Regions from separate parts of the Mus musculus genome. Here regions 1, 3 and 4 are each linked to region 2. The links are chromatin loops, found by intact Hi-C in ENCODE. Cell type or tissue: left cerebral cortex. All regions are shown on one strand.

Evidence for each region. A loop is a pair of places that touch in the nucleus more often than their neighbours do. Peaks named below come from ENCODE experiments on the same cell type or tissue, not always from the same donor. Only the 100,000 strongest peaks of a DNase experiment are listed, where the experiment ranks them.
Region 1: a loop joins it to region 2, with 4 times the contacts of the local background. A loop is called at or near these places in 3 of 42 quality-filtered maps.
Region 3: it touches region 2 in a loop (2.6-fold over the local background); 2 of 42 quality-filtered maps call a loop at or near these places.
Region 4: a loop joins it to region 2, with 8 times the contacts of the local background. A loop is called at or near these places in 3 of 42 quality-filtered maps.

What each region holds. Positions count from the first base shown.
Region 1 is chrX:18,683,982-18,691,981 of GRCm38, reverse strand. No RefSeq gene overlaps it. Among named protein-coding and RNA genes, the nearest start is that of Dipk2b, 230 kb to the right of the region's middle. In left cerebral cortex, a CTCF peak has its summit at 4,576 (motif pointing left); a DNase peak (open chromatin) is centred at 4,558.
Region 2 is chrX:19,230,955-19,238,954 of GRCm38, reverse strand. It overlaps Gm14636 (predicted gene 14636), which reads left to right and starts at 1,105. Exons shown (of 5, transcript NR_168020.1): 1 at 1,105-1,264; 2 at 3,303-3,403; 3 at 5,887-5,976. Gm41892 (a long non-coding RNA gene) reads right to left here and starts at 2,109. Exons shown (of 2, transcript XR_878080.2): 1 at 1,472-2,109. In left cerebral cortex, CTCF peaks have their summits at 3,311 and 6,929 (motif pointing left); DNase peaks (open chromatin) are centred at 3,926, 4,566, 5,202, 6,928 and 5 more places; H3K4me3 peaks cover 4,113 bases; H3K27ac peaks cover 1,880 bases.
Region 3 is chrX:19,160,593-19,168,592 of GRCm38, reverse strand. Gm14636 (predicted gene 14636) reads left to right here. Exons shown (of 5, transcript NR_168020.1): 4 at 1,651-1,818. Among named protein-coding and RNA genes, the nearest start is that of Mir222, 18 kb to the right of the region's middle. In left cerebral cortex, no CTCF peak of the experiment used is centred here; DNase peaks (open chromatin) are centred at 1,758, 3,025, 4,095, 7,949 and 3 more places; H3K4me3 peaks cover 2,503 bases; H3K27ac peaks cover 2,699 bases.
Region 4 is chrX:18,877,575-18,885,574 of GRCm38, reverse strand. No RefSeq gene overlaps it. Among named protein-coding and RNA genes, the nearest start is that of Mir221, 260 kb to the left of the region's middle. In left cerebral cortex, a CTCF peak has its summit at 3,308 (motif pointing left); DNase peaks (open chromatin) are centred at 2,933 and 3,259.

The sequences.
Region 1 (8,000 bases), 550 kb after region 2:
CTGCACTATGCCTGCATAGATTCTGCTATGCTCCCACCTTGATGATAATGGACTGAACCTCTGAACCTATAAGCCAGCCCCAATTAAATGTTGTCCTTTATAATATTTACCTTGGTCATGGGTCTGCTCACAGCAGTAAAACCCTAATTAAGACCTTTTGAACTTGGCACATCACAACTCTCCTGGCAAAAGGATTAATAATCAATTGAGCCTGTGAATTCCCACCTGCCTGTGTCACTCTTATTCCCTGCTTTATCCTAGTCCCAATAGTTCCCTGCCCTGACTGGAAAACACAATCTAGACATAGCCAATGTTTGATACTGCTCTCTTTAGCTTCCTTCTGATTAGAGCTAAATTTCACACAAAGATTGCTTTTAGTACCTGTTAATTGAAGTCATTGAAGAAAGGCCATTTCAAGCAACACCTAACAAAAGAGAGAGAAATGTAAATTGCTCTTGAAAATCTGATTTTGTGTGTAAACTTGGAAGACCTAATGGGCATCAAGAAGAAGGAGACTAATTAATTAAGAAGCACTAAATTTCCATTAAGGATACAAATAAAACATAAGGAACATGCTTAAAATAATACACAAGTTAATTCATAAGGTCACATTGATTAAACCCAGAGGTCAGACTTCAAGAAAAAAATGATTTCCAAAGTTGAGTAAGTGGGATCCTTCTCTCTTGTATTCAGTTTTCGTGTGGCAATAGCCACACTGAGTCAGAAGGTTTGAATGAAGGATATGACCAAGCTGACTAAAGAGGAAGTTGTGGAAAGCTACAGCTCTCTGGTTGAACATTTTCTGGATGAAGTTGTACCTCAGAGATTCTGCAGTAAAAATAGCTAGGTCAAGAAAGGAGAAACCTTAAAAAGCGATGTCCCTGTTTACAGAGAGCAGCGAAAGCTTAAGATTGGTATAATTAACCAGTGTGCACTGGATCTAGAAAATTATCAGCAGAGCTCTGCCATATTTCTCAGTCTTCCAGCTTGTGACACCAATTGTCAGGAAAACAGACCCTTCTTTGGAATTTGAACTTATACTGTCTGACTTTCAACTGAAGAACTTTTAGAAAACCCATGAATATGTTGCAGGATATCTGTGTACTCCTTAACATTGTTATGGAGTTCCTGATCCAGACCATAGGCTCAATACAATTATAATTAAAAGATGTATTGATTACTGCTAGCAGGACAACAATCTCTGAGCAAATCTTGATTTTGTGCTGAAAGGAGGAGTGAGGGAAGGGTTTTCAAAAGTGAAACCATATAAAGACCTTGAGTATCTATCTGTACAAGCAAGCCAAGAGCTATTTTGCTCTGCTACAATTAGGTAGTCAAGGCAACCTGAATGTCTACAGAAGCATTTTACAGAAACCATCACAAATACTTCAAGCAAATCTTCAAGGGAATGGCATTTTTCTGAGAAAATGGTCTAAGAGTTTCAGTTGATTCTCAGAGGAGATGGTGGCCTTCAAAAAATGTGAAGGCCATTAGACTAGCCTTGAAGACACTCTGTGATCTTCCTGCCTTTGTAATTTCAAGAGCAGATGAGTCATGAACCAGACTGGGCAGTCTATATTTACAGTTCCAGCTGCAGAGAGAATTTTTTTTTCCATTTTTATTAGGTATTTAGCTCATTTACATTTCCAATGCTATACCAAAAGTCCCCCATACCCACCCACCCCCACTCCCCTACCCACCCACTCCCCCTTTTTGGCCCTGGCGTTCCCCTGTACTGGGGCATATAAAGTTTGCGTGTCCAATGGGCCTCTCTTTCCAGTGATGGCCGACTAGGCCATCTTTTGATACATATGCAGCTAGAGTCAAGAGCTCCGGGGTACTGGTTAGTTCATAATGTTGTTCCACCTATAGGGTTGCAGATCCCTTTAGCTCCTTGGGTACTTTCTCTAGCTCCTCCATTGGGAGCCCTGTGATCCATCCATTAGCTGACTGTGAGCATCCACTTCTGTGTTTGCTAGGCCCCGGCATAGTCTCACAAGAGACAGCTACATCTGGGTCCTTTCGATAAAATCTTGCTAGTATATGCAATGGTGTCAGCGTTTGGATGCTGATTATGGGGTGGATCCCTGGATATGGCAGTCTCTACATGGTCCATCCTGAGAATTTATTCACTGTCTACAGATCTAAATCCATGGTGGCCACTACTATAGACTCTGTTATTCAGAGTGAATGGACAGTTAAAGAACTGATTTTAGCCTAAGAGGCTTTGACATCTGCACTACTATATGACCTTCCATCTTCTGGAACTCTGTGATCCAGTGCTAATGAATAAAATGGAACAGGTTAATAAATGAAAATAGAAGGAGGGACACTAATAGCAGTGGGAAAGAAGGAACAGAAGTAAAGGAAAGAAATTCTTGATGGGAAGGAAGGTATAAAGGGGGGAGGGTAGAAAGTGACAAGAATAATGAAAAACTGTTAGTGAAAGTAAAGATAAAGGAAAGAGAAGGATCGGAAGAATTCTTAGCTAGAAAGGGAAAAAAGTCAAGATAGGCTTGGGGTATCAGGGTGTGGTGTGCAGTTGATAAAAGGAGATGACAAATAGAATGAAAACATAAAAACGTTTTTTTTTTTTTACGTATTTTCCTCAATCACATTTCCAATGCTATCCCAAAAGTCCCCCACACCCTCCCCCCCCACTCCCCTACCCACCCACTCCCACTTCTTGGCCCTGGCGTTCCCCTGTACTGGGGCATATAAAGTTTGCAAGTCCAATGGGCCTCTCTTTCCAGTGATGGCCGACTAGGCCATCTTTTGATACATATGCAGCTAGAGTCAAGAGCTCCGGGGTACTGGTTAGTTCATAATGTTGTTGCACCTACAGGGTTGCAGATCTCTTTAGCTCCTTGGATACTTTCTCTAGCTCCTCCATTGGGGAACCATCCAATAGTTGACTGTGAGCATCCACTGACGTTCCTAAATGTAAGGAGTTACATACAGAACATCACCCAAAGAAAGTCTATGATACATATGATGTGATATGATAGATTGTGATATTACTTTTTGTGGTTGTTTGAATAGGCTTGGCCTGAGGAGTGGCAATATTTGGAGATGTGGCCTTGTTGAAGTGGGTGTGGCCTTGTTGAAGGAAGTGTGTCACTGTAGGGTGGGCAAAAAGACCCTCCCCATAATCACATGTGAGCTAGTTTTTTCCTAGAAGCCTTCAGATGAAGATGTAGAAGGCACAACTCCTCCTGTACCATGCCTTTCTGGACACTGTCATCCTCCTGCCTTGATGATACAGGACTGAATTTCTGAACCTGTAAGCCAGCCCCAATTAAATGCTGTCCTTATAAGCATTCCCTTGGTCATAGTATCTGTTCACAGCAGCAAACTCCTAACTAAAACACCCATAATGTGGCAAGCAATCTTACATAGCCTGCCAGAGAAATGTGACCCTTTAGGTAGGCATGACTCACCTATCGAAGAGGGAAGGATGACTGAGGATATTGGGAGGAGCTCTACTGTCTGAGAAAAAAAAATGCTCGAAGCACAAAAAGCCTTGGAAGAATTAGACCAAATGATTGCACATCTCAAATTGTTATCCAAGACTCCTAACTTCCTATGTCCACACAGGCTGCTGGAGATCTTCTAGTATAGGGTAACTACTTGGAGGACAGTAAGTGAGATGAAGTCATGGCACAGAACAATCATGTAAACAAGGACATGTCTGCCCACATGCTGGCCCTGATAAGCACATGGCCCCATGGGCCATCATGAAAGGAGGTAACATTTATCTGTTGTTCTGCAGCTCACTTATATTCATGTTTCACATGTTAGTAGTGTACACAACACCTCCACAAATATAATGCCTCATTCTATGTGCATCCCGAACATGTATAAATGGCTACCCTAACAGTGACCCTTCAAAGGACTGGTAGTAAGCACAAGCATGAGGCACTTTCATGTATTTTTTTCTGATTCTTAGGGGACTGGAATAGCTACTAGTTTAGGGAACAAGGAATACCTAGGAAGCAGGCAGAGGCAGGATTCTGTCCTCAGCATAACAGATGCTGAGACCCCAGCTCTCTCCACTACATGATGCTGAGACCCCAGCTCTCTCTACTATATGAAAAGATCTTCCTTCCTCTCCATTATCTTTCTGGGGTACACCTTCCCAGGATCATATTGGCTTATACTTGATTCTTCCTTGTGCTTTAGTTCCTTTCACACAATGAAAAAGAGAACTTGCTAGGGCTCAAAGAACATTACTAAAACTTCAAGCTGTACATCTAAAGTGCAAGATGGGTTTTCAAAGAAGGAAATGCATATTTTATTAGAAAAATCAACAAATTATTTATCAACAGAAAGTTCTTACCTCACTGATTTGATCCTTTAAAACAAAAAGCAGATGAGACCTGAGTCTGAAAACTTCCACATCTTCCCCCACTTTTGCTTTGCCTGGCTCCAGTGAAAGATTTGAAGGGAGGTAATATAGCTTCTTCCCACTTTTTACTTTCCCACAGCCAAACTTCTTTGACCTACACAAATGTCACATGCATCTGGGTAGTTTACAGATTGCTTCAAAACTTTGTGGTTCAAGGGCTCCATCTTGAGGTACATTCTGTTTCTCTCTGTGTCTCCGCAGTTAGAAAGGCATAACTATAGCATAATGAAGAATTTTGCTGCCTAGCACAGTTGACTTATATTTGCTGTGTTTTCTTGTTCATAGTAAAAATTCTGACTACAGAACAGCAATTTTGGCTTGAGTACACATAGTGAATTCCTCTGCATTTGATGGCATTCTCCTAAACAAAAATTTGAAGTCAGTTAACAATAGCATGGTAGCAAATGATACATAGCTTAAGGTATACCCTGAGATATTTCTCCCAGTTTTGGCAAACGGTTTTCAGAAGCCACAGTATTTGGATAGCTGGGTTCCAAAGGAAGATACAAACCTGAAACCACCCACTTAAAGTCCTCTTTGTGACCTTTCATAATAGCCTCCTTCCAATGGGTCAACCAGAATATAGATTAGGACTCAGCCCTTCAACATGTGTGTGGGGCATGCTTTGTGGCAGCACACACCTGGATCAACTAAAAACCCCACTATATCCCAATGGTGCTTAATTACATTGCTCTTTGGACTCTAATATATCTATGTATTTCCTCAAATAAACAACCTGTTATAATTCCTTTCTTCCTGGCTATACTCTGGATTACATAGTTCTGAAGCTCTATTCTCTTACCTTTAGAACTCCACATTCATATATGTTGAAGAGCATCTATAGTAAGCCTAGAAATCTGTGATAAATCTTATTGAACAAAAAGGCACGCCAGAAGCAGTATAAAAATCCTAGATTTATAGAGAGTAAGAACAACCTCAAACATGTAATCAAATGAACATTTCCAAATAATAGAAAGTTTTAACATTAGAGTTTGCTGCAAACTATCAAACTTTAACCAATAAAGTAGAAATGCAGAAAGAAGACTTGAGCAAAAAGAAGGAGAAAGTGGCATTTGGAAATTATATTTCTAGAAATATCAAATTCTTAAACTGATGACTTCAAGCTGAGGGGTAATTTTCAGCTCTGCCCTATAAAGCAAGACCCAGGCAGAAGTGAAAATACCATCAACTAAACAGCAATTCTCAGCACACCACAGGGAACTCTGTTCCCACAAAGAAAAATACAAGAGTAATAGCCTGTCCCCTAGAACAGTGGGGAAGCCATTCAGAAAAAACGAGAATAAAATACAGCCTGGGAGTCAGCCCAATCTTTGAAAGCCAGGGAAAAAGGCAGATGGATAATTTTAAAAAAGAGAATTCTTACACTTAAATCAAGAAATCATCTCATTTGCATTTTGATTTTGAAATAATATTTTAAAATATTCATTTATTGGGACCAAAGTGATGTGTAATTTTAACAATTCCATTTAAAGAACTAGCGTGTAACTCAGTGTTAAAGTCCTTGTATAGTATGTACAAGGCCTTGGGCTCCATCTCCAGCATGATACAAAGATAGATGAAAGATGATAGATATATAGGTAGATAGATAGATAGATAGATAGATAGATAGTCTAAACTTTTGTTTTGCTTATAAAGAAATTCCTTGAAAAGAAAATTGAACATTTAAAAAGCTCACAGTATTTAAAGATATGAAAAATATTGGTAACCTGTTGGTAAATTTAAGCAAATAGAGCATGGTGATCTATTTAGGAGTGACTTTTAGAAGCAGGAATGAGGAAAGGTGTTATGGTAAATCTCCAACCCAAATAAGCCCGGGCAATGAAAACACAATCCAAATAATATGAATGCATGCTGTGTGCCGAGATTGGGCAGATCTACCGCTACACTACCATCTTCCCTATATAAGAGACCCCTTAGAACTTGTGGTTTCTCCAGGCCAAGTGCTTTTGCTCCCTTTTCCTTCTTCCTCCTCCTCCATCGTCCTCTCTCTCTTTCTCTCCCAAAACCTTCAGCTCCATCTTCCCCTCTTTCTCTGCCCAATCACTGACTCTAGCCTTTATTTATAAATTGAGGTGGGAAGGTTTACAGGAAATCACCTGAGTGCTGACTTATTCCTTGTTTGCAACCCCTCACAGGAGAATAGAATTAACATCAAGTACAATTAGCCCCAGGGCTATTCACAACAGAAAGGGAGCAAGCAAGACAATGAAAGAGGAAGAGTGGTCCCTATAATGGCTGCCTCTTGGAAGGCAGTTTCCAGTGGGAACTTATCCTCCACACTGGGAACTGCAGAACAGAGATATTTCAAGTCAGATAGAATTCATGAACAGTTTCTTCATAATTTTCAGTCCTCAAAATCCCAACTTCATAACCTCAGTTTCAACATAACTGCTCTTAGTCTTCATTGTCTTGCTTTTTCATTCTGCCTGTTGTTGAAGCAGTAGATCCAAGAGATGCAACCTCTGTTGTATAAAGCTACATGCTTCAGGGTTGCAATGGCTGATTTTCTTTGACTTGATTAGGAAAACACCAAGAGGGCATTAGTTAGGCATATCTTTGGCGATGTCTATTAGGACATTTCTAGAGATGATTAACAGATCCCAGAAAACCCATCATGAATGTGGGTTGCACCATTCCTTGGGCTGGAGTCTTGGATGTAATGAAAAGGAGGGAAGAAGAAGACTATATGGGCAAAAGCCACTGCTTGCCTGCTCTAGATAAAAGCAATTGCCTACATCCATTGCTGTCACATCCCTGTCACTGTGTCTTCCCCACCATGATGAGCTATCAAAGCAAGGTGTATGCATGAAAGAAAAGTCAGCAGATGTAGCCCAAAGTGCTCTTCCTAATCAAACTCTAAGATGCCCTCCCCCCAAAAAACCTTGAGCTTCCAAGACTAAAACTTTAATTGAGAAATAAGTTTTCTTCACATTGAATACAAATACATGCAGCTTTTGTGTTTGCTATTGGAAACAGGTCTTGGGATTATAACAGCTTAAGTTTGCAAAAGAATATTTCAAATTTTTAGAATTCTCTAACCACATGAAATGCAAAGAAGTTTTTGCACAGAATCTAGCAAATCACAAGTATTCCACAGTAATTACTGCCTGCTGGATCATTAAGAAATTTTGTTCTCCGTGTACTTATTAAATTTTTCATCTCTCAAATTGACATTCTTAAGTATGAAGTAACCAAACATTTAATATTTCATTTCTGGCATGATGACCTTAGAAGCATGTATTAAATACACCTACCATTGAAATAGAGAAAAGATTTAATTAAAAGATTTAATTTGAAATTTTTATAAGGATATTGAAATGGAAAATAAATTAAAATAAATTTAATGTAAAAAAATCACTTTGTCTTAAATAGCATTGCCATGGTAAGCAGTACTATATTAATCATAACATAATTAAAAGTAACCAAAAGTAAAGGTGAACACTGTAACAGAAAATTGTTGCTTTGTTAAAGCAACTTTTCAAATGATTTTTTGAGATTATAATATAGTTACATCATTTCTCCATCCATTTTTCTGTCTCCAAATCTTCCCATATATTCTCTCCTCGCTCTC
Region 2 (8,000 bases):
TTAGTGGGAATCTTAGTTTTTCTTGGCTTTAAAAACAATCCGTGCTTTGCCAGATCTAAACATACAATTAACCTGGAAGAAAAGAATTACTTTTCCTATATAATGGCATTTAGTAATCTCCATGAAACAGATATTTTATAACTAAAGAGGAAATCTCTGGGGTTGCTAATTTCAAAATTCTGAGCCTGTTTAAGAATACTTCAAATATATACTTTAAATCAAGCCAATTAATACAATTACAGTGGGTTTAAATAACACATATACATTGGTTCTGTTTCTGTAAAACATAGTTGTTCTGTTATTTATATTTTGGTTTTTTTTTTAAATGAGAAACGTGGCATATGTAATACATATAAGAAATGCAACTTTAAAATAAAAAGAGAGAGCCTGTTGTCTTCTGCCATCGCACGCACACATGTATACACACACACACACACACACACACACAGAGAGAGAGAGAGAGAGAGAGAGAGTGAGAGAGAGCGAGCGCAGGATCCCCAAATCAATTAGTATGGAAATCGTTAGATTTCCTCTGAACATTACTGGGGTTATGGGGCTATAAGGACGGCAGCATATCCAGGTAGTTAATGTAACAGAAACATGAAGCAGGCTGCAACTTGTATCTTTCCCCGGGCAGTTGGCAGGGTTATTTCTTTGCCTCTTCTCACAGGCTCATTCTACTCCTCTTTACTTGATTCCCAACCCCCCAATCCCCACCCCTCAATCCCGCTGCACGACCTACTCGGGCCCAGCTTCCCACAAAGCATGAGGCAGTAACCCAACTGGTGGTGGAAGGTGCCTGGCTGGGAGTGAAGAGCCTGCGGAAGAACAGGGCAGAGCATGCAGTGCCCAAGGCCTAGGAGTCTGGATGAGTACTGGAGGGTTAGGAGGGCAGGAGTCCGGGCTATCCCAGGGCCGCCCGGAGTCTTCCTGGACCTGGAACCCCGGAACTGCACCGCCAGGCTCAGGCTAGGCAGCTCAGAGCCAGTCCCCGCAGCGATGGGCGGGCGGGCGGGCGGGGGCGGAGCGCAGAACAGTGCTGCGCGGGTGGCGGGAAAGGGGCGGGGATGAAGGCTCGGGTTGGGCGAGTGCGGACCCAGTAACAGAACCTGTGTGCAAGAGCTAGGTGAAGGACCTCTAGCACTAGGGAGCTCTGTCCACTTCTCTGAGGAAGTGAGGCCACGTGTGGGGTACCGCAACCAATTCATCATTGCCTTCTCCAGCTGCTGGAGACAGGGCACCGGAGGGTGCACTCCAGGTTCAGGTAGGTCCACCACCCGCCCCCCGCCCCCCAGCAACAGTGGCGCACTACCCGCTTCTGGGGTTGCCGCGGCCTGGGAAGCAGGGCTGCTATGGCCAACCCGGACGAGAGCTGGCCAGGTCCCATTGCCAGAGGAGTGTTCTGGGCGCCGTAGGGTGCAGGCTTGGAAGGTCGCTCAGGCTAGGTGGAGGAGAGGTGCGGGAGGACTACCTCCTGTAGGATTCGCTCCTTCTGGTCTTTGGGGTTGTCCTCACTTCGTCTCCTTCGGAAGGACGTGAACACCCATGCGGCTTCTGGAGACTGCGACCCACTAGCGATCTGGGTGGTAGTTGCCTGTCTTTCCAATCTTCCTGATTCCCATCCAACAGCCACGAGGACGCTCCTGCTCCTGGCAGGCTTGAACCAGAGGGACTGTGTGAGGAGAAACTAGTGGCAAGGTTGGCCAGGGCGTGCGGGGAAAGCTAGAGTTGCTAGAGTATTGTGTGCCAGCGCCAAGCCACACCCGGGGGCTCCCTCCTGCTGTCCGAGCTAGGGTGGGGGCTGGGATTTGGGGTGTGCAGAACTTCCCTCAGAGGGCTGGCCGCGCACACAAGCCTTGGGAGCTCGTGCACTTTTGCACGAGGGCTTCTTGGAGGCATGTGGGAGCAGTATTGGTCCTTGGCAGGTACTCAAAAAGGTCTTTGAGATGGCTCAGCGCACGTCCGGGATTGGGAAGTAAAGGGAGAAGGTTTTGGTCGTGTGTGTGTGTGTGTGTGTGTGTGTGTGTGTGTGTGTGTGTGTGTGTGTGTGTGCAGGTACAGGTCCTAGAAAGGAGGAGGCGAGTGTCCCAAGGAGACTTGAGTTTCCAGGATTTGCGTAGCTTCTATAAACAAAACAAGCTTTCAGGCTTTAAAGTAAATTATGGGTAAGTGGGGTGCGTCTCTGGTGTAGGTAAAAAAGCATGGGCTTGGCGAAGTAGCAAGCCAGGCTGGTTTGGTTGGGGTCTTTTGCTGTCTACAAGCGGTGGGCACGGGAAGTGCTTCTAGTTTCTTTGGCTTAAGGCCACTTGTCTTGGGAAGACTGTGGTGATCAGATGAAGCCCAGCTCTGCAACGCAGCTGTTGGGCAAGGTGCTCCCTCTTATTTTCAATTAACTCCAGGATTCCAAGGTTTGTCTTTATCTTTCTCTCCGACTCAAATCCTTCTTTTATCTTATGGTTGCTTGGATTTTGGTGATTGCTTATGAGAAGGGGATTTTAATCAATAGGATGTAGAGAAGATCTTTTAGGATTTGTAGTCAAATAAGGGCCAGAGCACTATGATGAAGACAACCCACCAAACATCGATTTAGATAGAACGAAGCTCTGTTCAGACTGGAATTATAGTTTTTAAATAGGCATCTTATGACCTTTTGATGTAATAACCCTAGCTTGGGTCCGTTATCTCTTTTTATCTGGTTAATTTATGGAATTCTTTATCCCCAGATTATCATACAGGGCAAGCTGTTTTGTAATTTTAAAAGGTAGGTCTTGAAATGGCTGTTAAGTTATGCTGGCATGTGCTCTCTCTCTCTCTCTCTCTCTCTCCCCCTCCCCTTCTTCTTCTTCTCCTCCCTTGATCTCTCCCTTTCAACCCCATCTCCCTACTCTCCCTCTTTTTTTTTTTTTTTTTTTTTTTTTTTGATTTTCGGTTTATTCCTAGGCTAGCTTGGAACCCGATAGCCCAGGATGGTCTCAAATATTTGGTCATTTCCCTTCTCAACCTTCCTGAATGCTCTCTCTCTCTCTCTCTCTCTCTCTCTCTCTCTCTCTCTCTCAATGAACTGGGGAGAAGGCCATTTGGTTGATGACCTGGGACATAGGAACATTTCAGTTTCTAAGCAACTTCTTTATTAAACCGTTGTGGGAGGAGATGACTTAGGTATGTTGCTTTGAGAGAAAGAACACTTGGCTCTTTTGGAGCAAATATTTTTTCACTTTCCCTTCCATTTTCTCTATTAGATGCCCAGGAAAGATGCATTGCTGATGAATAATACAGGATTTATTTCTTGTTTATGTCTACAGGTGGCAGTGTTGAAGCCGAAAGCTTCTAAAGAAGTGGTTTCAGAAAAATTAAGAGTTGAATGTATATGAGTAAGCAAACGTAGGAATCCAAAAAACCACAGGTATGTAGGACAATTCATCTATCTGGCTTTATAATTATTTCATTTCAATAGTGCTAACCCATTTTCTTTTATGCTAAATATTTTGATATTTCTATAGACTTTTTTGAAGTGAAACATATTTCAAGGTTCTCTCAGAGGAGAATGTAAGACTAATTATCTATTTCAGATAGTGCATTTAAATAAAAATATGCAGCATGCCAGATCATTCCAGTTTACTATTCTAAAAGAGGTGTTGTTTTTCCATTGTATCCAAATGGTGTATTTTAAAGAGTGATCTGATCATTTCTTTTTAAAACGTTTATCTGCCAGCTGCTCCACACTTTTTTTTAATTACATTTCTGACTTGTCATGTTGAGCCAATATTAGAACTACTGCTGTTAATTCTATATCACATTGATCAGAATATGGCTACGTCACAAAGCTTCTTTGTACTTCACACTCTCTACCTCTGCCTCCCTAGTGCTGACATTATATGTGTGTACCTCTCCTGGTTTATGCTGGGGCTTTGTGCGTGCTAGGCAAGCACTCCACCACTTAGCTTGGCCCACGCAGTTTTTTTTCACACTAGCCTCTCTGTGTTTAGAACCTTCTCATTGCTTTGCAATTATTATCTGGCTGCTTTTTCAGCCCAGCAATTCACCCCTTTGACTAAAATACAGGCATGTTATATGCAATGCAAAGGCAATCAAGTTTGCAAAATTGTAAGAGCAGAAGGATTTGTCTCTGATTATTATTACAGTGTAAGATTTTGCATATGAATCTCTTTAATATCCACATCATTACTAATGGAAGGAGCCAGGGGAGATGGAGAAGACATTACCTTTTTTTTTTTTTCTTTCTTTTCTTTTCCGAAGTAAAAGCTGTTGTTACATGTGCTAACTGACTGCTTACAGTTAGGCAATAAAATATCCCTTTATAAAAAGAATGAACGTTTCTCTTCTTACATAGGTAGATAGCGGGGAGAAAGTATAGGTATGAGAAGGATGCCATACATTTATCAAATACTGGAGTGTGAGAACACTGTAACCTGACTGCAGAATTCAAGATATTCCAAAGAGACAATGTGTGTCTCAATCTGATTGTGAGACTATTGAAAGAATGGACCCTGAAGAAATGGACATTTCCCTGAGAAGAAGAAAAAGCCATCAGCCAGAGGGGGAGATTATCTCTGCAAAAGAGATTTCACACAGTTATAGCAACTTGTCAGAACACCTTTCAGTCCAGATCATGATGGGTCATTGGTAGGTGCGACCATACCTTGATCAAGACTGCTTAGATAGGTAAATCCTTGGACCTATATTTAAACTTTGATTTTGCATTAGGACCTTGACTGGCTTGGGAGATAGTGAGTCTCCTTGTCCTTGTTCCCATTGTGGCTACATTAGATACATTTGCCCTTTTTGCTTCCCACATTTAATTTGGCTCTTTTAACTGGCTTTTTGAGGGTAGGTAGCAGGACCTAACTTGACATAGTTATGAACCACTCCAAAGTTTGATAACACTTTATAATATATAGACTCTTTTTGTCTCTGTCTGTCTCTGTCTCTGTCTCTGTCTCTCTGTCTCTGTCTGTCTGTCTCTCTCTCTCACACACACACACACACACACACAAACACACACATATTTTCTGGGCGTGGGGTGCTGCTAGGAATGGAACTCAGGGCCTTGAATACATACCAGGTAAATGCTCTAACCCTGACCATCTCCAGTCTTATATTGTGATTTTTGACATTATGCTTTTCTAGTTGGGGGAAGGTGGCCATGAGCTAATGGGAATCTAAAATAAAATTCTGTGATGTTTTTGAAAATTAAAAAGGCCATGACTGTCATAGTGGCGTATGATTTTAATCCTAACTCTCAGGAAGCAGTAGCAGGTGAAATCTGTGGTATGCACTGAAACCCTGTCTCAAAACAAAACAAAACTAAACTAAACAAAACTAAACTAAACAAAGCACCAGGGCAGGGCGTGGTAGCACACCCTTTACTTCCAGCACTTGGGAGTCAAAGGCAGGCTTGGTCTATAGAGCAAGTTCCAGGACAGGTACGGCTACCAGGGAAGCCTTGTCTCAACCCCCCCCCCAAAAAAAAACCCCAAAAACTGAAAAAGGAAACATTGTTAAATCGGACATTTCCCCAGTGGAAAGCAAACACAAAGTATACATTCCAAGTATAGACTAGATCAAAGAAAACCAGGTAATTCTAAAAAGACCCACTAGGTAAAGAGTGCTTTTAGGAAAGGGAACAGGAAACAGGTATATTAGGAAACTGGGAAGTCCTAGTAGAATAGGGTCCAAACCTAAAGAAGGTTTAAAAAAAAAATTAAGGTTACACTTTGTTGGCTTTTGAATCAGAGACTCCTGATTGAAAGGCCTGAGATGTTTTACAAATAATTTACCTTTGAGAAATAGCAAACATGTAGTAAAAGGACAAAGTGAAGTAATCCAAAGTATACTGCTCATTTAATGTTTCCTGTTTCTATTCAGCCTGGGACAGATCAAGCCTAGTACCTTTCCAGCACTTAAGAAGAGTTCATGCCCAATCGATTCACTATTCATCTTGATTCCATCATGAAGGTAAACTAAATTGCCATTAAACAATAATAAAACTCAATCTACTGCTTTGATCTGCTTTTAAGATCTATATCAATAATATCATACAATAGGAACTCTCTGGTGTATGTCTTGTTTCACAGGCAATTAGTTGATCCCTTGAATAAATTGAGTAATAATTTACTTGTTTTTTGTTACATCTTTGGGTAGTATCCAGGATTTGGCTAAAATGAATGAAACATCTTTGAACGTTCTTGCTTGTTTCCTTTGGTGCACATTTCTACTCAGTTCTCCCGACATAAACATAGGATAGAATGTAATACTCAGAGATTGATCTTCAGTAGATGTTGCCAAAAGTTTTCCAAAGTAGTAATACCAACTAAAATTCTACTAGTGCCATGTAAAAATTCTGGTTCCTCTCTACATTTTAAGTGATACTTTTTTTTTTAGACATGCTCTCTCTGTATTCTTTATTGCTAAGGCTGGTCTATAATGCTTGAGCTATTTCCAAGCAGGAAGCTGTAGTCACACATAATTTTTATTTGATTTTTACTTATGTTTGATGAGAGCACAGTTATATTTTTGTAGGTTTAAAAATACATACTTTAAAATTCTGGTTAAAAATATATATACATGCAAATTATTATTTAACCTATTTTCTTGTATATAGTTACTAACATTCGGTTTGTTCACATTGTTACATATGTATTTCTACTATTCACAAGAAAACCAAAGCTCTGATAAAATAAAATACCTTATACCCCCTTGCTAATATAGTAACCAACATGCTAGTTTCTATGAATTTACCACTGTAGGCACTTCGTGAGTAGAATCTTAAAGTGATCTGGGTTATTGTCATCTTATTTCAGTTAGAATGCTGCTTCAAAGTCTGCCCACATTGGAACTTTTATATTCTGTGTGTGTATGTAAAATAATACCCATTTACTTGTCCACAGACTCTTGACTAGTGCCATCTTTTGGCTGATGTGAATAATGCTGCCATACACATAAAGGTACAGATATTCTCCTTAAGACTCTATTTTCAATACACACACATACATGCACACATACGCACACAGAGAGACAGAGACAGAGAGACAAGGTAGAGTGTCTGGAAGAATTTATTTTTATTTTTTTAAGGAACTGCTATACGGTTTGTGCTGTGCTTTAGACCCATTTTACACTACTGACAGTAGCATGAAGGTTCTGATTTCTCTACAGCCTGACCAAAACTTGTTCATTTCTGTCCCGCAACCCTCTACTGAGTAGTACCCATTCTGATTACTGTGAGGTGATCCTTGTGAGTTTAAAATCCATTCTTGTTGAGTGGTCATGCTGAATGGTAAAGATACCATTGACATTTTTATATCCTTTTTGAGTGCTGTCCAAATCTTTTGCTCCTTTTTTTTTTGTTGTTGTTTTGTTTTGTTTTTAAGGCAGTCGCACAGGCTGGCCCTGCACTTGGTATATAGCTCAGGTTGGCCTCCAACTGTCCAACTGGTGATTTTCTTGCCCTAGGCTCTCAAGTGCTAAAATTGATGTCATGAAGCACCATGTCCAACTATTTACTCACTTTTGAAACCCCTTATTTTATTGTTAGAAATATATTAGTTTTCATGTGAGTCCTTTGTCAGTGTATATGTATTAGTATTTCTGGGTTTGGTTGTAGTCACCTGCAATCCTATCACTCAGGAGATGTTGATTGGAATATTGTTAGTTCAAGTACAGCCTGAGCCACTAGTGAGACCCTGTTTTAGACATAAAACAAAACCAAAACCAACCCACCCTTTTTCTTCCAACCTGTGGTTTGTCTTTTTATTCTTAACATGTCTTTTGATATTTTTAATAAAGTTCACTTACTTTTTTTCTTTTTTTCTTTTATGGTTATTGCCTTTTTGTTCTACCTAGAAAATCTTTGCCTACTTCAGAGTTCTTTTTATTTTAAAATTTTATTTCTTGAAACAAAGACTGGTGGTATAGTCCTGAGCTGGCTTCTAACTTCAGCCAATTCTTCTGCCTTAGTTTCCTGAATGCCAGGTTTACCAGCA
Region 3 (8,000 bases), 70 kb after region 2:
CATATGGTTCTGAAACACTACTGAGGCTTAAAATATAATCTTGGAGCTTTCTTGTTTACCTGACTGAATGCTTTGAAACCTATTAGAACATGCATTCTGATCCTTAAATGCATGAGCTAGAAAAGAAACAAAAAAAAAAAAAAGGAGCTTGTCAAATCAACTACAACCACCAGTCTAATAAAACTGAGTCACATCCAAATGGGCTGTACTTACACTACCCTCCCATTCTGGGGAAAATTTGGCCAGGGGAGGTAGTGTGAGTCATCACCTGGTTTGTTTGACATATGCTTCCTTCCATAAATTGGGAATGGCAAGAAGCACAGTGCTCTGGGCTTGCCTTGGAGAAAGAGTTATCACAGCTTTGCCTGAGAAAAATTGGGTGTCTGGTTTGGAAAGAAGAGATTGAGCCTGTGTTTTGACTTTAGATGTCGGTAAAGGGGGAGAATAAATAGATCCAAACAAGGAACATTTGTAAGTACCATTTTCAGAGAATTAAGAAATGATAAGGGTGTTTGTGTGTGTGTGTGTGTGTGTGTGTGTGTGTGTGTGTGTGTGTGTGTGTGTGTTTTCTGAGGCATAAGTGTTATTTAAGAAAAATTGAGGGCTGGAGAGATGGCTCAGCCATTAAGACTAGGCTTACAACCAAAAAAAGAAAAATTGGGGGTGTTAAAATAAATTGGCAGCTACTTCATGAAGTGGGCTTGTTTACGTAGCAAAAGTGTTCTTTATATGAACAAATGAAAATAGATGGGGACATGATTTGTAGTTAGCATAAAGATTTGTCCCAAGGATGGTTAAATTTGCTTAATTTGTATAGTTGTCTTTAAAAGAAATGTGTTTGACTTAGGAATTGTCTCTTGGGGCCCTTTGCTGGGAGGGAAGAGAAGCTTATACACCTCTCCCATCGGCAAGCCTCTGTGGAGCTGTACAGAACGGAGCTTAGGATGGGCAATTGCCGGGGAGACCGTCAGAAGCGGGATGAGCAGTTCATTTATAGTTGAACTGAGTTTCTAAACTCAGCCTCTGCTTTGGCATTATTTTTTAATACATGCCAGACATTCTTCTGATTCCCATCTTGGCTGGGTTTCAGCTCCTTCTTTGTCTGGGTGAGGCTAGGGTGTTACTTGTTTTAAAGCTTGAGTTGTCGCAGCCGGGGTATTTTCTGTTTCGGCTTATGACCACCACCCCCCTTTTCCTGAATGAGTGTCCTTTGTATAACCCCAGTAATTCAGAAATTCTACAGGCATAGGGACTGCCCTGTCATGTGACTTAGGTACTAGGTGTTGGTTGTGATTGGTCAGCAGCTAATTGTCAGTTCCCTATAAAAAAAAGTCCCGTGTTAGGCGACTGTCCACTCTCCACTCTCCCGCTGGCTACTGCTCATCAGGAGCAAGATGGGGGTGGGGACTGTCCAATGATTCCTCTGTGTGATAGATGACCAAGTGGCTGCAGTCGTGGGGGTCTACACAGCAGTGCAAGATTGTTTGTAGCTGATTTGATCAAACTCTGGCTTCCTGAACTGGTAACTGTTACTTTAATGCAGCTTACTGATTAAACTGAGAAAAATGTAGCTGAAAATGTGTGCCAAGAACTTGTGTGGACTTATTCCCTGTCCCCTTTTTCCCTTTTGTCTGATTCATTTTGTCACAGGAATGAAATGCAGATAACTCGTTAGCAAACTTTTGTGGGAAAAAAGTGCCTTGTGCGATCAGAACAAAGCCGTTTTATAATCAGATTTACCAAGCTGAGAAGAGGGAGTTTCAGCAAATGGAAGCTTCAGCTTTCTGTCACCAGGAAACACTGCGTTATCCAGAATCGGTAAGTGAAAAGTGGCATTGTCCCTAATAGATATCATATGGTGTGTGGGAGAATTGCAAAATATATATATATATATAGGATTTTAAAAGCAGGCAGCCCCACCATATAACATAAAAGCTGAGACGTTACCAGGTAATTAACAAAATGAGATGTGAGTTACTAGTTTAGCCAAACATATGTAATAGAACTAGATCTTACTTTTTGAACATGGTTTCCTTTTCAGTGGGGCAAAGCATGAAATCCAAATGGGCTGTTTGCTTGAGTTGCTACACTAACTTTCCATGGATAGAGATTTGCATTCAGTCTGAGTAGCGAGTCGAAATGTGAAGAAATACTTTCAGAATTAGTCGGTTCCTTTGCTTCCCCATTGTGTCAGATTTTATCTAGATCTTTACAAAATGAAAGTAGAAGCAGTGTACCAAAAAAATCTGATTGTGAATGGCAGATTATGGTGGTCATAGAATTTGTTTTGTATTCATGTCATGATTTTAAGATTGTTCTGTTTGATTACAGTTCTGTTCTTGTTTTGATAAAGCAAAAGGGTGCTGATTTCCATACAGTTCATAACTTTTTTAAGATGGTAATGAGCAACTAACTCTTAATGGTGTGCTACCCGTGTGTCTGCCTGTCTTTCTTTCTCTGAAACCTGAAATTCAGTTTTCTTGTTTTGAATCTGAGCTGCTCCTATTCCAGAAAAAGACAGTAAAGCTGTGACTATCTGTGTTCCAAAAGACACCGAGATAGCAGTTTTATATTAGTGTGAATGTTTGACTTCTCTGAAATATGATTGCATAAAGGTTGTGCCCAGCAAGCATATTAGGATAGTAGGTGGCTGCTTGATTTTTGTCTGTTTCTTTTTGGTCAGTAGAACTAATCATGTGATATATACTTACAAAGAGTTAGATGGAAATATTTTAAGTGTCAGTAATTATATAGGTATTCTGGGCAATCTCCATTTATGAGTATAAACATGCAATTATGACATGAACAGAATTAGGCTTTGAGTTATAAAGGATGTAATATTATTTATTTTGCTTTAAGTAGCCCCAACTAAATTAAAAGTTAAATGTACATTCTTGACTTCTGGCTCCCACTCTGTTCCTTTTGGAATCATAAAATTTCCAGCTTAAAAAAGGAACACCATAGCAGGATAACAAAGCTGCAGGTTTCTGTTAGTTGAGTGGGCTGCAGATGGGAAGAGAAAGATGAGTATGTTGGAATCTGTAAATTGTGCCCCCTTAACGCACACGCTTTAAGGGTTTGAAGATCATTTTTCTTAGGCTAATAGCTCCCAAGACTTCAGTTTCAATGAAAAGACAAGCATGGCTGTGACATGCAGATCTAGCTGCAAATTTGGGCGAATGTCACATGTCATTTGGCTTAATTAAGGTGTGCCCTCCTGACACACATAAATTTATAGGTTTGAGAAGGAGACAGAAAAATTTTGAGAAAGCATGATAGTAATTTTAGCTGATTTTTATCCTGCTGTTAGTGTATCTTCAGTAACTAATAATTATTTTCACCTCTGTATTTCATCTAAATGCTTGGATAAAAAACACGGTAATTTAATATTGAGCTAAATACATGCAGGATAGGAAAAAGACTATATAAAAATTTCAGATGTTCTTCAACATTTAGAAGCCACTGCCTTGAGTGATTAAAAATAGGATATAATATAAATTGAAATAGTAAATGCTAAAAAGTGAGTCCCAGAAAAACTTCATCTTTAAAATTTAGTTTGTCATTCTTTGTTCTGAGTTTCTTATTTTTAAATGTACATCTAAAAGCATTGCTATGAATTATCTCCCAGAGTTACTAAAGGCATTGCTATTTTGGCATGTTTGGTCTTTGTGGATTTTCAAAACAACAAAGTGAAAGGAAGCCATTTGAGAGACATATCTCAATCATTTCTACCCAGTATTTGATAAGTGTACTGTACACCTTCAAAATTTGATGTGTGTGTGTGTGTGTGTGTGTGTGTGTGTGTGTGTGTGTGTGTAGGTGTGTGTCTAAGCTTACTTTGAAGGTGGGTCTTAAATCAACAACAGCTATTTGTTAGAACCCAGATAAGACTTGGAATGTAGTTCTCTGGCAACCGAGTAGTTAGGCATTGAAATGTAGCTTTAAGGATTCAGTTCATAAATGGCATTCAGATCTCCTGCTACAGTGTCATTGAGTAGAAGGATAACAAGAATGGGTAAACCATGAAGAATTATAATGATCTCCATTTTTCAGGTCTTCTTGACTTGCTTTTGTATACAGGATCACCATGGAAGTGGGAAGCATAGGCCTTGAAGGAAGCCATACTTTAGTACAAAATTAGTATGTGAAAAATTGGGAGAGATAAGTACCAACATATGGAGTAATGAGTAAACGTCAGCTCAGCTTCCACAAGGCTCTGCACACCGTTTATCCGGGGCTGACCAGCCATGAGAAGAACATCTTGAACCAATTATTGTAGGCTCTTGAAGAGCTGCAAATATTTCCTTCAAATGCAATGTGGAGAGAATTCCTTTGGTAGTAGCAGAATGGCTTACCAGTTTGCTATAGCATTTATTTCTATCCCCGCTCCCCCTAAGAACAACTACAGAGGCTTCGGTGTTCTTATGAGACACATGCTTTCCAAACAACTGTTCATTTGCCATTTCCTAGTTTTGTCTTCTTTTTCCTATGGAATAAATAGGAGTGTATTAAGCAGTCATAAGCCCTAAGCATTTTATCTTACATTCAAAAATTACTTTTAACATTCTTTAAAAAGAGACTAAGAGGTGTTTATGGAATGAATTGGCAGGCTGATAACCTAGGAAACACCGTATCAGAGCAAGAAAATGTTTAGACTAATATGTACCATAGATTAAGTATGCACGCTTGCATTTTCCATGCCTGAAGGTATTTTCTATTTCACAATGGTTTTAGCAATTTATTTTGTCACTTGTACCTTGAGAATTAGTGAAAAAAAGATTTCAGTTGAAGTTATTCCTTACTTCATAAGTAGAAACCTGGCAATTCTTCTAAAGTCCAAATGATTCTGAAAAGTTAGAAAAATGTTCATGTCACAAAATGATGGAAAGTTCTGACCTGAGCTTAAATGAGTCCACTTGCAGTCTTTATTTAGCTCACTAAGCCTATACATTTTATCAGAGAAATATTCATGTACTTGATTCTGGAATACAGCACCAACTCTCCCTAGAGTTATGTATGTATGTATGTATGTATGTATGTATGTATGTATATATGTATGTATGTATATTAAATAATCACCCTCCTTATAAACATTTATAATAGCATGAGTGTTGGAGTGCCAGATAAGGCTTTTTGACTCTTGAATTAACATTCATTGAACTCATGATATGTGTTAGATATTTTTCTAAATATATCCCTGACATCTATTTCAGTGCCAACCAATTCCTGATAGTTACCCAGGACATAGGTCTTAATATATAATGCTTTACATGTACTAACTGTAAACCCAGTATGATTGTTACTTCTTTTTACTGTAGAGAAAGCAGTACACAGAGAAGTGAAACTAATTGCCCAAAATGACATAGGAAGGAAATAATGGAGCCAGGATTTGCAAGCACTGAAACTAGGCTGAGTCAAAGGGGTGTGTCAACTGCTTTCTGCATTCCTGCTTACCCTATGCCTAGTGTCATGCGAAGGTGATAGTGATATCACCACTCTGGTCATTAACAGGGTCCATTCCTCCTCTGTGTGAAATGTTTGTTCACAGGTTTGTGGTGGAATGGACTATGGGAGTTTCAGGGATCCAAGCTCCTTCTTGATGAGTCAACCTGGCTTTATTAATTGAGAAAAATTAAGACAAAAGAAATAACATTTTGTTTTCAACTCCAAAGTAATTTTTGTATACAATTACAAAAAGTCCTTTCATATTTATTTTCTGGAACTTTATACCCAGACAGGTCTATGCTGTTAAGGGAGAAAGGGACACCTTAGAGGGAGTGACACTTTGACACAGGAGTCATGCTGGGCACAGTAAGTGCCTTTGGGAAACCAGGCAGCCCAGGAAATTGAACTGCATTATTGAATCTAGAAAAGGAGACTTCTAACCATGCTTCTCAAAAAAAGAAAAGAAAAGATGTATAAGATGGCTCTCTTGTCCCTATGTTTCTAATCATTAAAAATAAGTTCTTTCTAAACTTCCCAGTTTATGTCCCTGATCCTCCTTCCCTGCTTAGTGATTCAGCAGTTACTTCCTGTTGGCATGTTGTGCAGTTTATGTCCTTGCTTGCCATTTTAGTCAACCACTTCTGTTATTGTTGGCCTTGAACACACTTAAAGATTTCTGGATCTATATTTTGATCTCTGTCTTCAACTTAATTTCCTTATGTTCATTTCAAAATGCTATTGACAAGAAAAAATGTTGGTGACTATTTTTTTTTTTACTGTTACATACTTTTTTTTTTTGTAGTAATAGTTTTGAAAACTTATTTCTCCTAAACAAACTGTTTAGGTTACATGGTCGAAATTTGGAGGATAGGTGTTTTTATTCAGATGAAAAGACCTAACCAGTTTTGAATGTAGTTACTGTATATATCATTTATTCCATTTATTTTCTTGATATCAGGAAGAATAAGAGTTAAAGAGGGTATGCAAAGTAATTCCATTTTGTTAACTACTTTCAAAGATGAGTAGCTGAATTAGAACATATATTTCATCTAAAATGTCTTATACTTATCTAGTAAACTACCCTGATTTTTTTGAAAAAAAAAAAAGATCAATATAAAACAATTGCTATACAGACTATATATTTAAAATGTCAGTAATTTAATCTTAGCATCTGCTAGCTCAGCTTCTTAGGGTTCTAAGCTGTAACTTCTTCTCTTACTTACTCCCCATTTACTATACATTTATTATACACTCTAAAGTATTTAGGCAAATTTAAGATATAAAGCATAGTACACGTGCTGTTAACTGTAAACTATGTTATGTAAATACACTCCTACTGCTCATTTCCTTTAGTTTTTCTGAAGGAACACATTTGATGCATACAAAAGTTGAATTTGATAGCTTTGTAAGTCAGCATAAGAGTCAAAACATTTGCTTTTCTTGGCTATTGTAAATAGCTATTCTAAGTAGCACCTATTTTGTTTAAAATCACTTTAAAATATTAATCTAAATATAGTGATAACTCTATATGTAAAATGTAGCTCTTCTGAGGTACAGGGTGGAAATGTCTCTAATGAAGGCCAGGCTAAGGTTTCATTTTAAAGCATATCCCCTTATTTCCATGAAAAAAAAAATTGATTTCCTGAAGTAACTATGTGTTCTTCTCGAGACTTTGACCTTGCTTTTAATGTTATTGAGATTTTTCTGCTTTCAACATTTTTAAAAATGGATAAAATATTTTTTTAAAAAAGATAATCCATTGGTACCCCCCACAACACACACACACACAAAACACTAGAGTTCTTAACTAAGAAAATGGGTAGCCATGCTTTGCTGCTTGCATTCATAGTTCTGAATACCTGCATACAAAATCATCTCCAAATCTGAACTATTTATTTTGTAAGAGGCCCAGGCTTGTGGAACAAGTGTGCTTGTGTTTTCAGTTTACTTTGCCCCTTGGTAGTCGAATGAGTCTGTTAGTTTCTCTAAATCACAGAGCCTGGATAGTGAGTTATGTCACCTTATACTTGGACCTGCATAAAAAGTACATTAGGGAACCTGGAGTAATGGTTCTCTAGTCACTTGTATTCTGCAAACACTTTCAGCTTAGTTCCAGGTCTATGTGTTTGTGGTAAAATGTATATGACTGTTGGCATAGCAGATTAACTAAAATAACAAAAAAGAAAAAAGAAAAAAATTGACTACCATTCATTGTACATTTAGTGTGTTTTGGGTAGCTGCTATTGTAGGTAGTCAAATGACATTGATCTGTGGGATCCTCATATCAAGCTGTTGGTACTATTGTTTTGTGTCTATTTCATAGATAAGAGTCCTAAAGCACAGAGAAACAGAGGGACTTACTTTGGGCCACTTGTCTGTTGTAGAAACAAAATCTGAATCCAAATAGGCTGTTGGCAGAACAGATGGGAGTAATTTGGGTCCAAAGGCAGAGTAAAAGTTGGCTGAAGCCAAAAGTTTCAGTAGTGATCATCTCAATTCTGTTGTAGAAAGTGTAACATCTTACAGACCCGGGCATGTCAATACTTAAATACACA
Region 4 (8,000 bases), 350 kb after region 2:
ACATGGATTATCACATAACTAAAATTCCAAAATAATAAAGAAGAAAGTAACTTAGAAAGGAAGAATGTAATAACTGCTTGAACATCAAATACTTGCTAAAACACCAGATGTTTACTAATTAAGTATGAATGGATCAAAACTTTTACATGGTTAATTTCTTTTTAATACACAAGGGTTTGATAATTAAAGGACAAAATCTTTGCAAAAATCTCAGTATTTGCAAAGTGCTTTATAGTAATAGGATTCTCTAACACATCGATCCTACTCAGTATTAACTCAATCCTTTAGAATGGGCTGTACTCCCTGTCTTACCTCCTTCAAATATGTAAAGAAGTTACCAAAGCCTCCATGGAAGAAAATAAGTATATTTGATTAAGTGCCTGAAACCCTAATTCTAGAAATTTTTCAATAATGTCTATTGCTAAAATTATTACTCACTTTCTATGTAAAAAGTAAGAAATTTAAATACATGGTTCATTGATTTTTTCCTAACAGCCTTTGGAAATGTGCTATGACTACCTCTGCCTTAAAAATGCAGAAATTGGGCCCTATGGAGAGTAGATAAAATTATAACATACCATGTTCTTAGTCACTAGAGCCCCTACTTCCAAAACTGGTATTTATCTTTGAGGAAGAAGTCTGTGCCAGAATTAATGCAGAAGGCCCACTGCAAACTGAGCCCAATTTCCATCTATCTGCAAACCATGGGGTTAGGATTATGGCTTCTCTTCCCACCACCATTATTCATTCCCTGAACCCTCTTTCACTCACTGCCTCCCATTCTCTAAGTCAAGTCAATAAATGAGCTTATCAAATTATTTAAAATATTGTTCTCTTGAATCATATACACAATTTACAGCAATTCAACATGGCTGGAGTGGCTTTACCAGATTTTGGAAGTTGTACATAGTTGTAGTTATGGTTACTGACACACACACACACACACACACACACAAAATCATGGAATCTAGTATTAGTTTTTCTAGCAATGGTTTTTGCCTTTCATCAAAAATAGCTAAAGTTTAATGTATTCTACACTTTTCAATACCTCAGATATATGACCTTTTAAGTAAAGAAATACATACTTTAAATTATAAATGCTGAGAATATTTCAAATATCTAGGATTTCAGATGAAGGCAGAGGGGTTTTACTTATCATTTGAAATATAGTTCTTAGCATCTTGTAATTATTTTAATTCCTAGACCTTTAAAAGCTGACTTGGTACAGTGAATTCTTCCTGTGCTAAAAAATTGAGATATGTGAGTTTAGTCTACTTATAACTGAACAGAATATGGTTGCATGGGTGGTAGGAGAAGATACAAGACTCCTGGGTCGGTAATTAATTTCAGGAAGGATCAGAGAGTAGGTTGCAAGCACATCAGAGAATGTTTCCTGGGGAGGAGCTCTCATAAGGTGCTGGGGAGATGGCCAGGTAGCATCTGCACATTTAGGAAAATATAGATCTTTTAAAAGTGAAAAACAAACATTTCTAGCCTTTTCTCAGGCGCAAAACACTGCATTACACAGCTATTCTTGAAAATGTAACCTGGAACAGAAAAACAGTCTTATTTTGCTTACAAGATACACAGAAACAGAGAGACCTGTGGAAGTGCTCAATGTCTGAAATATGATTCAGACAGGTAAACGGGATTTAACTGAACTCTACTGGGAAATTTGCTGCACTAGTGCTATAGTGAAATGGCTGCCATGAATTGGTAAGAAAACCCAGGATGAAAACATTCAATTGTGAATTGTTTCATTCAACATTAATACCTACATGAGAGAGAGAGAGAGAGAGAGAGAGAGAGAGAGAGAGATCCTCTTTAGCCTGCTATTTCCTCCCTTCCCCTCATATTTAGATTATCTGCTATTGTTTTTTTTTAAAGTCCCCAAAGCCTAGTGACTAAAAACAATATATTAAGGATCAATTATTCTGTGGGTTGAATGGGCACAGCCAGGTGGTCCTTCGTTTCTCCCAGGTGGTTAGACTCTGATGGCAGCTGGAGTCATTAGGAGACTCAACTGAGTGAGACATCCAAAATGGATTCTTTAGCCACATCTGTCTCATCTGCCAAGATCTGAGAAACAGCTAAATGTTTTTCAGGCATTTCCCTCTTCATCTAGCTTCTTCATGTGGCTTCCACAAAGGACAGTAGTTTAGGGGTAGTCCGACTTTTTACAGGACAACTGGCTTCCTTCAGAGCAAGTAGTCAAAGAGAGTCAGGTATAAACTGCAAGGCTTTTCTTTACCACCAGAACAAGGGACTTCACCCAAGGGGAAACACCAGGAGATTTAGAACATGTGAGGTTAGGAGCACCCCTGGTGACTATCACATGAAGGAAAGTTAGAATCTAGCTAAAAGTCAAATGTGCATTTGTCCACCAGGCTAGGACTCTATTTTTAAACAAATATAATTACCTAAAACACAACCTAGTGTTTTGGTTAAGCATAGCAGAGCCAAAGTTTCTTTTTATTAAACAAAAGAGAAAAAAAGAGAACTTTGAACTTAAATTATCATCTGTAAACTTGACTCCCATTTATTGGAGGATTTTGATAACAGCCCAGACTTTGTTCTGTTGTTGGCTGGAGGCAGACCTGACACCATTCTCGGGCTGACAAACAAAAACAGGTGAGTGCATCTGACATGACTCACCTTGCTAGCAGTGATTACCACCCAGATCTGGTCTGGCAAAGCAGACCACCCTCCCTTTCAAATGCACCCAGGCTCACGCACAACCTGAAGCATATCCTTGATCCTTTCAGATATGATGGACTGAACACACATCCAAACTCGTTCCAGTGAGAGACATTTTGTTTGAGTCTTTGGCAAAATGTTGGCTGGCAAAGTCATCTGGCTGGCACATTCCTCCAGCATCAAGTTATGGCACTGCCACCTCTTCTCAGTAGAGTTTTGAAATTTCATTTTGCACACCCTGTACAATGTGAGTCACTCGGCTTGCAGAGGAGGAGGAGGAGGAGGCGGCCATCTGCTAGTCATGAGTAGATGACAAATACCCTGCCCTTCGAATTTCCATCCTCATTTCACAATATTTAAGTAAACACATTTTGTAACCACTTTTTTTTCAGAGTTCCATAGGGTTTGACATGATTTTTTGAAAACACTGTATGAAGCTACCTTTTCTCCTTTCCTTCAAACAACTGTATCTATTGATTACTGAAATGATACTGTGAAGTTTTAAACAGTCAGAGCAAAAGGAATACACATCTGAATCGCATAATTAAGCCCCGTGCCATTTCAGAACAACTGTAAGAGACCTCTCCACCATGCACAGCTCCATGGTGACCCCTGCTGTCTGCCTGCAAAAATCCCCAACTATTACCACCCATTAGAAAGAAAAGGAGGGAGGAGGAGGAGGAGGAGGAGGAGGAGGAGGAGGAGGAGGAGGAGGAGGACAAGGAAAGGACGAGGAGGACGAGGAGGACAAGGAGGACAAGGAGGAGGAGAAGCAGGAAAAGAAAAGAAAAGAAAAGAAAAGAAAAGAAAAGAAAAGAAAAGAAAAGAAAAGAAAAGAAAGGAAAAGAAAAGAAAGGAAAAGAAAAGAAAAGAAGGAAGGGAAAAAAAAGAGTGTCCAAAAGAGAAAAGCAGGTGTAAAGGTGTGGACCCAAACACTGGGCCTGAAGCTGCTTCAAGTTTGGCTGCATACCTCCTAAAACCCAAAAGAAGTGCAGAATCTGTGGTAAGAAAGACTACAGCTTTTTAAGTCAGAGAATGTCTTGCTATTAAAATTTAAAAACACTTCCTATGGAGTTTTGGTAGCATATCCCAGGTGGTACAAGGACTGACATATCCCATGTGGTACAAGGACTGGCATATCCTTAAAATTTGCACAGCCACAAAATAAGGCTGTTTTTTAAACTTTGATGAGGGAAAAGGGCGGGTGCCATTGAGAAAATGAAATACATTTCTGCTGACAAGTAGAGAAAGTGAGAAATGGACCTACTGGCAGAAAGGCCATGATGTTCTCAGCTCATCAAAACAGTGGAAAAGGAATAAAATAAAATAAAGCCACTGAACAATCACAAAAGTAACAAGACATCATCCTTCTCTAACATCGAGTGATCATTGTTTCTTTATGTATGACTGTAACAAGGTCTTTACCCATGAAGACTGTTGTGTTACCCACCAGAGGTTCTCAACCTTTCTAATACTGCAACCCTTTAGTACAGGTCTGCCTGTTTGTTGGCCCTTAACCATAAAATTAATTTCATTGCTATTTTATACTGTAATTTTGCCACTGTACTGAATTGTAACATAATATCTATGTTTTCTGACGGTATTAGGAGACCCAGGTCAATGGATCATTCAACATTTCCGAGGGAATTGTAACTCACAGGTCAAGAGCCACTGCCCAACACCAAGTTCCCTCTGATTTTTGAGAATTTGGGATGTAGAATTATTTCTTTTCTCCAATACCTTCTGGGGAATCACTTGCAGCAAAGCTAGTCCCCTGAGAAACACCTGCTTGCTCTTTCCAGTGTTAGCTTTCTTTTGCTAGAACTAGCTTGCAAATTTAACTTCTAAAAATCCTATGTCTGTGGTAGGTGAGCTTTCTTAGAAAAAAAATACCGTCCAGCAAAGGTGATTCTAAAGAGGCTTCTGAGAGTATGGACTGGGCAGTATTTCTATTCTCTCTCTTGTGTAGAGCAGTATGCTTTGTCAAGGGGAACACCTATGCTTCCCTTAGATTATCATACCTTAATATTCTTCTGTTGGTCAGGCTTTCAATACAAACTCACTTGTAGTTTGTTTAGGAGTGTACTCTCTTATGGAAGTTTCCAGATGTTAGCCAGTATTTTGACCCTGACTGAGTGCAGTTGCATGTCCTTGATCAACAATAATATTTTTTTTCTAACACAGTCGATGTCATGATTTCTTGGCCTCATAACTGTCTTATTCTTTTTACTTTCTCTGGGGACCTTTGTTAGCATCAAACCTAACAAAGAGAGAAATCACATCCCTTTATTTTCTAGCAGCCCATGACAAACCTGGAGCCATTTCTCAAACACAGACAACATAAGAATGCTTAGAGTTGATGCTGGCCACCACACCCTCCCTCATGGAAACCTGCAGGATCAGTCAGGCTGAGACTTTATTTTCTTTATAGCCTTTCCAGTACCTAACTTGCTTCTGCTGCTTCCATCCTCGTCTTCTCTGTGAGCACTTACAAGAGAACACACAAAATACTCTTGTCAGCCTCTTCCTGTGTAGGACTCAGCCTACAACTCACACTGCACTCTTTCCATATCCCTACAAATAGGAACTCACATCCTTATTGTTCAGGTGAAGCAATGTTCGGGGGTTATAAGTGTGGCCTGTGGTCTCATAGTTGCTATATAGTAAGGTAGACCTGGATGAACTTGAAGTCTTCATTCAACCTTTCTTTTTACTATGCATTGATACTCTCCCTCAGGGCTTCATGTCTGGCCTTATCTTCCTTCTTGAGTATACAATATTCTGATGACAAGAAATAAAGGCCCAGATGTCATGTGCCAAACACCTGATACATAACTGATGGTCTATACTGGACCTAAGTCACATATTTCCTCTCTGAAAAACATCAGGGCTCATTGCCACCTCTTCCTCCTTGACTTCAGGACAGATCAACTCTGCTGTTTGTGATATGTCATTATCCTCTTCCTGCACCCAGGTCACCACCTTTAACACTGTTCATTCGTGAAGCAACATCAAAATCAAGGGCCCTGAGAAGGCACGACTTCTGTTTATTTAATCACACAGAATAATCACTGCTCAGCTCCTAGGTGGTGCTTTCTATATGTCATACTAGCAAAGTTGGGTCACTCCTGGGAATACCTGTATACAATATTAGTTTCATTGTGAAGATCTCTTTTAAAACCAGAATTTATTTGAAGAAGCAAGACTACATACTACTATAAAACCACCCACTGCTAAAGTCAGAATTGTCTTTTATCTATCAAAGGAAATTCGCTATGATGGGAAGGAGAAAAGGTCTATTGCATCTGTTTCTCACATTCCACCGCCACAAACATTCAGGAAGGCTAGTCACTGGGACAGAATGAGGAGTGGGAAGGCAAGCAGATTCATAGTATCTAAGGATCAGAAGTAATGTTAACCACAGCTAAGACCCATACTGATGCAGCTGTACAGAACTGTTCAAGAACCAATATGGGCTAGTGGAGCCTCTTTTCAATTGTCTGCTCCCTCTTTCAAGCTCTCTGTTCCAAGTTTCCCTTTCTGACAAGAGTCTAGTCTGGGGGATCATAAAAGAAATAAAATACAATACACAGACATGACCCACTAGGACAGAACAGAATGAAAACCACAAATTATAATTGGTACATTTTACTTCCCCAAACCGTAAACATAATCACCACACTGTACCACTTTTCCAGGATCTTTTTCAAATGTGCATATAACTGTTTATGCAAAAATCACAAATCAAATAATTCAAGATAGTATACTTTGAGAGGTATCAGAATGTTTACCAGTGCCCATGATTTTTAATCTCCATCTATCAGATTAAGGATTTGTTTCTAAAAACACCCCATTAGCATAAGAAGAGCCACAAAAGAACCTAGACTCACTGATACTTCAGAGTTCCAGGAAGATTCATTTATCAAGCATCAAACACAAAGCCAGATGTAAAACAAACAAACAAACAAACAAAAAACCCACCAGCACAAGTTTTAATGTAATTTGGGAGACAAAAGGAGTTAGTATTTAGTGGAAGACCACACCCAAAAACTGGGGAGGCCATACCTGGAGGGCAGAGACAACACTAACAATACCAATACCAGACTTGCACTTCAACTCTAGACAGCAGCTGTTTAAGAAAGTGTCGAATGACTACAAAGATAAAACAATCTGGAATCACGTACTAGAGGACCACAGGTTCATCACTATACCCAAGGAGTCTTTCCCCTTTAGGAGTCCTTGGGTGGAGATTCAGGCCTGACTTGCAGGCAGAGCTCTCTGTACAGCATAATGTACAGGCCACTTCAACTAGGCAACTTCAAACCCATCAGCCCACTACAGCTCTTCTGTTTATTTCTGAAGGTAAGGGGCCATGCTCTGTCTTTAAACCAAATTCACTGCCTACAAAGGTGAGATCCATGGATTTATGCTTGATGGTGATGTAAGAAATCATATTCATAGATAAAATCCTGTGTTTTTGTTAACTTTATTATTCTCTGAAAATCCCAAATAGGAAATTATCTGGTTTTCAACTGTAGGAGGAAAGCATTGCTGGGCCTTTGAAGCATAAAATGTGAGATGAAGAGGACAATGGATGGGAGGGAGAGGCACCAGCTGAATTCCCCATCACTTCCTGAAGAAGCATGTGGAAAGTATGAATCTGCTCACATGCATAGCAAATGATTAAAGAATGTAGGTTGACATTGCTCAATTAGAGAGCCTAAGACATGTGTGTGAGGAGATGGTGGAAAAAATGCTGGAAAGAACACTGGTATGTTGGTCAGAAAAATCTCCTATGAGTGGCCATGTAGACTAACAGTGATTGCATCTTTGTAGCCTCAGTTCCTACATCATTAACAATGAGATAATAGCTACATCATCAGTCTGGGGATGTAGTTCAGTTACAAAACACTTCTCTGTTGTACTCAATATCTGGGGTCCCATCTCCAGCACTGACAAAAACAAACAAACAAACAAACAACCCACAGCTACACCAAGTTCAGAATTAAATGGTATATCTCACCTATAGATTGAAACCTAGTGGCTCTTCAATAAATAAATGCAAATCAGTGTCACCAGGAAATCCCTGTATATAAGTGACTAATGCACTAAATAAAAAAAAAATCTGAAGAATAAAAATTTAGTTGAATTGCAACAAATAGTAAAATGAGCAACAAATATTTACTGGACAACTACTGTCTTCCAGGTGATTTGTTAAGTGCTGCAAAGTATCCTTATTTAATATTATTAACAACCAATAATGTAGATAATTATTATCGTGATGTTATATTTTTAAAAACTAA